Regions from separate parts of the Mus musculus genome. Here region 1 is linked to region 2. A link is a contact called in ENCODE POLR2A ChIA-PET data. All regions are on one chromosome and are shown on one strand. Each heading gives the region's core, a stretch centred on a gene start or an enhancer-like site at or near the end of the contact. The rest is flanking DNA. Distances are from core to core; before and after follow the strand shown. Region 1 holds the start of Sufu (SUFU negative regulator of hedgehog signaling). Region 2 holds the start of 4833438C02Rik (RIKEN cDNA 4833438C02 gene).

Evidence for each region. ChIA-PET counts read pairs that join two places held with the same protein, here RNA polymerase II (POLR2A).
Region 1: POLR2A ChIA-PET joins it to region 2 with 10 read pairs in Patski. The contact joins the promoter of Sufu here to the promoter of 4833438C02Rik in region 2. POLR2A ChIA-PET finds 5 or more read pairs at or near these places in 3 of 5 experiments (Patski and embryonic stem cell).

The regions. Positions count from the first base shown.
Region 1 is chr19:46,394,793-46,398,959 of GRCm38, reverse strand. Sufu (SUFU negative regulator of hedgehog signaling) reads right to left here and starts at 2,064. Exons shown (of 12, transcript NM_001025391.2): 1 at 1,676-2,064. The coding sequence starts at 1,857. It overlaps Actr1a (ARP1 actin-related protein 1A, centractin alpha), which reads left to right and starts at 3,219. Exons shown (of 11, transcript NM_016860.2): 1 at 3,219-3,330. The coding sequence starts at 3,283.
Region 2 is chr19:46,303,780-46,308,164 of GRCm38, reverse strand. 4833438C02Rik (RIKEN cDNA 4833438C02 gene) reads left to right here and starts at 2,536. Exons shown (of 3, transcript NR_152248.1): 1 at 2,536-2,803; 2 at 2,974-3,057; 3 at 3,315-4,385. Nfkb2 (nuclear factor of kappa light polypeptide gene enhancer in B cells 2, p49/p100) reads right to left here and starts at 2,470. Exons shown (of 22, transcript NM_019408.3): 1 at 2,141-2,470; 2 at 1,801-1,882; 3 at 1,639-1,679; 4 at 1,296-1,394; 5 at 1,072-1,223; 6 at 695-801; 7 at 447-605; 8 at 105-209. The coding sequence starts at 2,161.

The sequences.
Region 1 (4,167 bases), core at 815-3,314, 91 kb before region 2:
TACTTCTGGGGATACAGCCTCACTGAAAGCTTATAACAGAAAGAAAATAGTATAACTACCCTTGGTCTTTGCTTCCATACCTCTAACAGGCAACTCTGTCTTGATGACCATGTAGGTGACATAAAACCAGGTGCCCCCTATTCTGCACAGGGACTTTCCCTCACACTTAAACAAGATCAGAGCAAACAGTATGGCAAGGTCAGCCCCGTTTTTCTCATGACATGGGACAAGTTCATCACAACTAATACAGAGGTGCCATTGAAATGGGTGATTAAGTTAGCAAGAGCCACTACCCACTCAGAAGCAATCTTCAAAACACTAGTCAGCCAGGAACTAGGCTGCCCTGCACAGATGCCTTGCCAGCATGGCTCCTGGCTACCCGGACAGGCTGGTCCCCAGACCCTCCTGGCTGTCAGTTTCCTTTGCATTATTATCCCAGTGACACACGGGGGGGGGGGGTAACCTCAGCTCTCTACAGCCCATCTCCCATCTCCAGAGGCAATAAGAGGATGCCACATAGGAAAAAGATTCAGCTTTAAAGGGTGTGTAACCTGCAAAGGCATCCCTCACTTCAGGACCACCATTTGCCAATACCCCAAGGCAAGGAACTTTTCAGGATCATACAATACAACGACTGCCTGCCTGAATGTGGCCACCTCTGAATCTATTTTTGGTTCAGAAAGACCACAAGGACTTGTCTCATAACACCTGTTTTGTCTGAAGGCTGACTGAAGAAACAGGATGCAAAAAAGAATAGGAGACGAGAAAGTGCCATTTCTACCCCCAAAGACAGCCAGCCCATTTGGAAACTGATCTTTTACAGGGCATCTTTAAACTTCGGCTGAAATCACGAAGACAAGACAGAATGCGCTTCTTCATTCCTCCTGCCCACTCAGGTCTCTGTCACGCACCTGGTGGCGAGCTATGATCCCCTTCAATCCCGAGCTAATGCTTGGCTCTCCCGAAACCTGTTCTTAACTAACGTCCTAAAGCTAAAGCAGCTGCAAAGCCAGAAGCAAGCTCTGCAGAGAGAAAGAGAACTGTGCAGAGTAAGCAAAAAGTTTATCTGGAAGAGCTGCTCTGTCAAACTTCAAGAGCAACAGCTTCGCACTGAATGACAGAAGCTCCTGCGCTCGGGAAGGTCCCGAAAGAAGACTGAAAGAAGGCCTCTCCTCAACTCTTCCCTCATCAAAGGCACAATGCCCTCATCTTGCTCCCTCCTAACCCACAGGGGCGTCCTGGTTCCCGGACCGCCCTAGACTACGCGGTCTTGTGCCCTCCAAAGCCCTCTCAAATGCTCTCCAGGCCCCGCCTCACTCCCCCCCCCATCCCACCCCAGCCGCCCCCTGGCTCCCCCAAGCCCACTAATGACCCACCACAGGCGCCCCCTCCTTTCTCCACGTTTACAGTTCGCTCTTACAGTCCCCCCTCCGCTTCTGTATACACCCCCAGTTCTCGGTTGTCCTAATCCGGGTTAACCCCTCACTACTCAAGGGATCCATTAACCCTTTGTCCCCATTCCCAACTTCTGTCCTAACTCCTTCCACAGCACCAGGAAGCTCCTGGTTCCCCAGTACTTAAACCGTTTTCTTCCTCCCCCTTCTGCAAATTACTTCGTCCCGGGTGTTCGAAGCTTTCCCGGCCGGACCCCGTCCTCCCGAGGCCCAGAGCATACCAGTACTTGACGATAGCGGTAACCTGGAGCGGGTTCGGCTGGTCAGGGTAGAGGCGGCGACACTCTCCGTAGATGGCGTGCAGTCCCGGGGGAAAGAGTGAAGCAAAGGCCGGAGGGGCACTAGGGCCAGAGGCCGGGGGCGCGGCGGGACCGGGGGCGACGCTAGGCCGCAGCTCCGCCATTGGGGCGCGTAGGGCGCGCGGAGAACCCGGGAGGGTAGAGGAGGGAAAGCGCCCCTATGGGCCAGCGGACCCACTGTGGATGAGACTCCCCGAGGCGATGGGGGCTACGGCGAGGTCTAACTCCGCGCCTGCGCACGAGGCTCCGTCCGCCCAAGCCGGAGCCTTCAAGACGTCGGCCAGAGGATGCTGTGGGACCGCGGGGAGCTCCAAGGGGCGGGGCGTCAGCGTGCCCTTTCCTGACACCTATTGGCTAGTGTCTTTGCCAGTCACAAGTGGGGAAGGCGTGACTTGACAATAGACTCCGCCTCCCTGCCCCTGGGTTGGGAGCGTCCCAAGGATCTTGGCCTCCCCCTAGTGTTAGGAGGAACCCAGTTTAGAACAGAGACTTGGTACCTTGAGGCGCCAGGGTCCTATGAAAGCTCTACACAACTACTAAGAAGCGCTTAATATTGTTTTACTAATACACAATTTTAAGATAAGCTTGACAACTAATTCATTAGACAGTATGTCATTATTATTAATGTTACAACTCTAATATTTCTTGGAACTATTGACAAAAAGGGTAACTCGAAATGTGCCTGGGGAAAATGCCTGGCTGTTTTAAAAAAAATTTACCTATTCTTTCTCTTCGCCTGGATGTTGTCATCCATCAAGGTCAAGAAAAATAATAAAACAATTTCTAAACCTTTAGATGATATTTTAGGCCCGTGGTTTTGTGGCATCCAACGTACAGGTATTTTTTTATAACCTCCATTGGCTTTTGCTTCATGGGTTTTGTCTTGTTTTGCTTTTTGTTTCATTTTTTTGTTTTTCGGGACAGGGTTTTTCTCTATAGCCCCTCGCTGTCCTGGAACTCTGTAAACCAGACTAGCCTCGAAAGAGGTGGGATTAAAGGCTTCCAGCACCACTCCCGGTGCTGCTGGGATATGTGTTGGGCAAGCATTCTACCACTGAGCGACAGATGTTTATTAATGGTTTGTATTGCCCAAGTGAAGGAATGGCTGAGAGATAGAACTACTCTGTAAAATTCAACCGCCCCTGAAGTACTGACAAATCCAAACCCAACTACTCACAAGTACTTCAGACTCCAAAATTTAAGAGTGTACTGGAAACCCCTTCGAAGGGATCTCAAATCCAGTCATGCAAGATAATCATCAACACTGTGGCTCTTTAATCTACAAACACTACAGACCCCACCATGTGTAGGAAATACACTGTCCAATCTCCTAAATCCGATCGGGCTGGGACCCGGTTTGGAGCGCAAGCCCTGGGGCAAAGAATGCTGGGGATTGTAGTTCCTCCGAGGCGAGGTCGGGCGGCTCCCTGGATGCCCAGTACCGGCGACTAGACTGCGCATGCGTGTCAGTGGCGTTTGCTGCGGACCGGGCTGGCAGTTCCTTCCTCGGAGGGAAAGATTCCTCTGCCATGGAGTCCTACGATGTGATCGCCAACCAGCCTGTTGTGATCGACAACGTGAGTAGCATCTTTCCTATCTTTAAAGGGACTGTGTTCTCCTCCAGGAAGGATTGTTTCCGCGGTTTCAGCCTAGGCCGCCAGCTCTTTGTCACTGGCTCGGCCTGTCAGGCGGGTTCAGCTGCCGCCGCCCGCGTCCTCCTCACATCCATAGTTTGAAGGCAGGGCGGCCAGCCAACATCCGTGTAATGGAGAATTTGAGGGTAGACAAAGGAAAGAGCTGTAGCCCGGGAAGGGTCCGTGGACCCTTGGCTCAGGGGGCCTTAACCGTTCTCTTAGAGCCCGACACCCGCCTTCGCTCTGGTTTTCCATCACTCAATTGGCTACTCTTGCTGTCTATCTTAGCCTATTGGTCCCGCCTTTGGGCCTTGCCGGATTAGAACAGCACTCCGCAGTCATTGGCTCCGGCGCTTGTCGCTCTTCCGGTCGCCATAGTGTTTCCCTTCTGTAAGGGGCGGTGCCGTGCAGTAGAGCTGTAGGGATTGGCTCGGCAACTCAGGGTGCGGAAGGCGATGGCTGGTCCACCGGTGAAAAAGGACAGTTTCCTTGGGTGTGAGCTGGAGGGGCAATTTAGTGAACTGTATCTGGGTGGGGCCGGACAAACCGGTACCAGAAATGGCCATGGGATTTCAGTTATTTTTGTGATTATAAATTATAGTTAGTCAAGGTAAAGAAGAAAGGGGGGTGACAAAGCAGGCGAGATGCTTTGATGTTTGCAGTGCCCAGGTGAGAGGCAGGGGGATTATCAGACACAGTGGTTGTCAGGTGCGCTAGCGTTTCCAGGACGCTTTGCACCAACATGCAAGTCGAAGCCTCCCAAAAAGTGAATGGTTAAGG
Region 2 (4,385 bases), core at 1,287-3,786:
AAAAGTGCGGCTTAGCCACAGGGAGAGCCTGCAGCCCCGCTGCATGGATCCCGAAATTACCCTTACAGCCAGCGTTTCCAGCTCCCAGAGGGCTTCTGCCTCACCTTTTTGCACCTTATCACAGAGCAAATAAACTTCGTCTCCACCGCGCACGGAACCCGCTGTCTTGTCCATTCGGGAGATCTTCAGGTTCGAGGCCCCTGGAGACTCTATAAGGTGGGGGATGGGTTAGGGACACATTGATGGGATCGGAGGCTCGGTGGGGTCATTATCAAACTTCAGGAAATGCAGTATTCACATTTACCACTCAGAAGCAACACTCAGATGTTCTGACTACCGAGCACTCACCACCCCACACGTGGCAGGGCCAGGTTCAGACCCATAGCTGGAAGGTATCTCAAGCGCTCTTTTGGGAATGCATGCTTGGCCCCCTGCAGAATACTCACTGCTGTCATGGATGGGCTGGGAGATCACAGGCTTCAGGGGCAAGGAGAAGGAGCCATCGCTAGCTCGAAGGAAAGCTGAGAAGCGCAGCCGTACAATGCTCAGATCCATGACTTTCTTCAGCTCCTTGGCCTCCTGCTCTAGCTCCCGCCGCTCAGCCTCTGGATGGACAATGTGGGTGGTGTGAGCTCTGGGCTGCTCTTCCCGGCTCCTCTAGGAACACCTCTCGGAACACCTTTTGTTACCATACCTGTAAGGCCCTGAGGCTTGGAGCGGAGACGCTGCCTCTGAAGTTTCTGGATCATAATCTCCATCATGTTCTTCTTGGTTACATGCAGGACACCCAGATTATTAAATCTGGAGAGGACAAGGAGGAGGCTTTGTCCTCTTTGACCATGAGGCTCTTTCCTCCTGAGGCACCTCCACCCCCACGCTCCACCCCCCATGGTCAGGCTCATCCTGGCTCTGTTCTCCAAGGAAACTGCTCTTTATAGTTGAGCTCTGAGGTTCCTGGGCCAAAGTAAATCTTCCCACTTTGTGTGCTAGTCACACAGGTGGCCTGAGATGAGACCTAAGGCTGGCAGGCAATGAGCATCCCACTGGGGGCCAGGGGCCAGGGCCACCTACTGAGCAGTCATGTCCTTGGGTCCTACAGACACAGCGCACACTCCCAACTCTGAACACTGCTTGCCCACCAGACTGTGGGCATGCGCACGAGGTGGGTCACTGTGTGTCACCAGGTCCACCTCAATCTTGGCCGGTCCCTCATAGTTACAGATCTGAGAATGGCAAAGGATAGTCAGTAGTTGCCCCATACACCATCCCTACCCTCCGGTGTCATCTGAGCTCACCTTGACAGTAGGATAGGTCTTCCGGCCCTTCTCACTGGAGGCACCTGGCAAACCTCCATGGGAGGGGCCTTCACAGCCATATCGAAATCTGAAGCCTCGCTGAAGGTTCCATAGCAGAGACATTGTGATCAGGAGAGGCAACCCCCCCCCCCCCCCCGTCATCCCCACAAGGCAACCACTAGCCATCACTGACCACAGTGACCAAAAGTGTACCTCCTTCTCATAAGCCCCCAACATATCAGCAGCAAGCTATTTAATCTGATCAGTAGGTATAACTACCCTCCCCCCCCCCGCCCCACCTTTTCCCCAAAGGTGAAGCCACCACTCTCTGTCACTCACTCACCTGTTTGGGCTGTTCCACAATCACCAGATAGGGGCCATCAGCTGGAAATAGAGGGGCCTTGCTGAGCCAGGATCTCTGAGACCATCCCTCAGTGGGGCCTCCAGGGGACATGCTCACTCTCCTCTAGGTTCTGAGATACTGCGAGGCCAAAGACTTACTGACCTGTCTCAGGGGCTGGATCCTTAGGCTCCACGATGGAGGGGCTGAATTCAAAATCATCATATTCGGGGATGCCATCCAGGCCCTGCGTTATAGACAGAGAAGGTGGCAGCTGAATCAAGGGTCCCCCCAACCACCCCCTCCCAAGCCCTCTGCAGTCACTCCCTGGACTCCTCCTCAAGCTATGAGGAAGCTCATTTCTGGGCAGGGTTTGCAGACAGCACAGACTGGCAGACTAAGACAATTTGAAGACAGTGCAGAAGTAGGGGAGTGGAGGAGCGTCCAATTGACAAGCAGACACAGAGGGCACCCGCCGCCCTCAGGGTCAGGCAGTGTGACTCACTGGATCGTAGCAATTGTCCATATCTCTGGGCTAGGCCCTGCTGTGTCTTGCGGCTTCGGGCCCCGGTTCAGCTTTCCAGAGTTTCGGACGCCCGCCTAAGGTGAAGAGAGGCGTGGGAGGGGGAAGAGTGAAAGATATCAGGATAGGGGTGGGCAGGGGGAGAGGGATGGGTAGGGGAGGGGGGCTCAGATCTGGGGGAGGGTCCGATCTCCTCCAGCCGCCCGTCCGGGCGTGGCGGGTAAGATCCGGTGGAGGTCGAGATCCGGAGCGGGGCTGGCCCGGGAAAGGGGCAGAAAGTTAGTGCTGCTTAGGAAAGTCCCGAAAATACCAGGGGGAGGCGGAGCCGGAGGGGGCGGGCCTGGAAATGACGCCGGGGCCACGCCCCCGCAGCGGGAGGGGCGGGAGGCCCAGGCGGTTCCTGGTTCCCGGGCAGCCTCTGTAGCCCCTGGGGCTCAGTCGGGGCCTAGCCGCCTCGCCCCCTCTCCGCAGCCTGGAGCAAACTTGGGATTTTCAGCCAGCGTGGAGGACACGGCTGATTCACCCAGGGGCTTTTGTGGGGACATTCCTGCCGTCGGAGGCCCCTTTTCCGAATGGCCCGTAGGCGGGGGTTCTTCCAGTGGGGCCTCCGGGGCTCTGACCAGAGAATATGATTCGGGCCTCAGGGTGTGTGTGGGGGGGAGGAGTTTCCCCCTCCACGGTCTCTAGCGATTCCGTCTTAGCTTCCCGGATTCTCCCGCTGCACCTGCTCCCGGTGGCCGGTCAAACGGGAGCATCCCGCCCTCCCTGGCGACTCCAATCCCAAAGCCAGTGTAACGCGCATGTGTCCGTTGCAGGAATATGCGTTTCAGCCCTAATGTCTTGTGTGCCGGGTGAGTGGTGGCATCATGGCACGTGCAAGTGAACGTTCATCCACACAGGTGAGTCCTTGTACTGCCCAGTGTGGGCACACGTCCGTGCACGTCTGGATGTCCGTGCGCAGGCGCCGGTGCACGGGTGCGCTGTGAGTGCGTGTGCGGGGCTCACACCGGCCGGCTGTGCACAGGCAAGCTAAGGGCAGGCAGACGTGTCGCTGATGTGTAGCAAAGTGTCCTGTTCCTGTGCGCGCTCACTGGAGGTGGCGTCCAGCCCCAGCCTGTCATCTAAAGTCCTCCTTCCCTCCCTCTCCATTCCCTAGACACTCAGGGATCTGAACCCGGCCACTCACCGTGGTGGCGGCTCTGGTTCCGACTTCTTTCCGAGCCCTTCCCCGGACCGGTCGTTGCTCCTCTCCAGCCAAAGGGCTCCAGCCGGGAAAGCCCCTTTCGGCCCCCCGAGGGGGGGAATTCCCGTGACGATCCCGTGCGTCACTCCCCATGCCCTTTTTTATTGGTTGAAAGTTTAACTCCAGGACTCTTGTAGCCAACCCGGAGCAACGCAGGCGCGCCCCTTTCGGGGAAGGCTCGCCCAGGACTGGCCGCGGGGTGTCACCCAGCTCCAGTTCTGCTAGGGACCAGCGAGGCGGGACGACGGACCCAGCGCAGGGCGCGGCTCAGATCTCTGCACTCTTCCAGGCTTGCCCGGGACCGTTACGGAGTCCAGTGGGCCACTTGGCTCTTGCTGTGCCCAGAGGTTGGCTATCTCTGAGACACAGGAAACCGGGTCAGTCCCAACACTCCAGTAACCCTCCCAGAGAGGGACCTCCTAGCTGGGAAGGGGAAGAGGAAGGAGTCAGATCTTGCGGTCAGCTCCAGATCGCCATCTAGCGGCCTTTCTGGAGCCGCAAGGAAACTCTGGGGTCAACTGTCTTAGTTTCCGGGCTTCAGGAAGAGACAACTGATGTTTATTCTGTAAGTGGCGGGTTCACAAGGGCCAAGGCTTTTAGGATGACTCGTTGGAGAATCAATGTGCTGGGGGAAGAAAAGAAGAAGGAAGAGAAGAAAGATGTTTGCCTGGGAGTCTTAGGCCTCGTTCATCCACCACAGATGTCCCAACTATTTGACTTGAAAGGCATCCAACTGGGCGTGGCGAAATTCACCTGCAGTCCCAGCTTTCTTGAAACCAAGACAGATCCTAAGTTTCACACCACCCTGTCTCAACACACATGCACGCAAATCTGTCCAAAGTGCCTTTCAAACTTCCTCTTCTGTGGAAAATTGCCAGCGGTGTGCTTTGCATGGGTGAGGGCCAGCTGTTACCATCATAAAGTGGGTGGGAGGCTCTGGAGACCTCTCAGCGCCGAAGCACTCCTGCTCTTCCTGCATCCAGG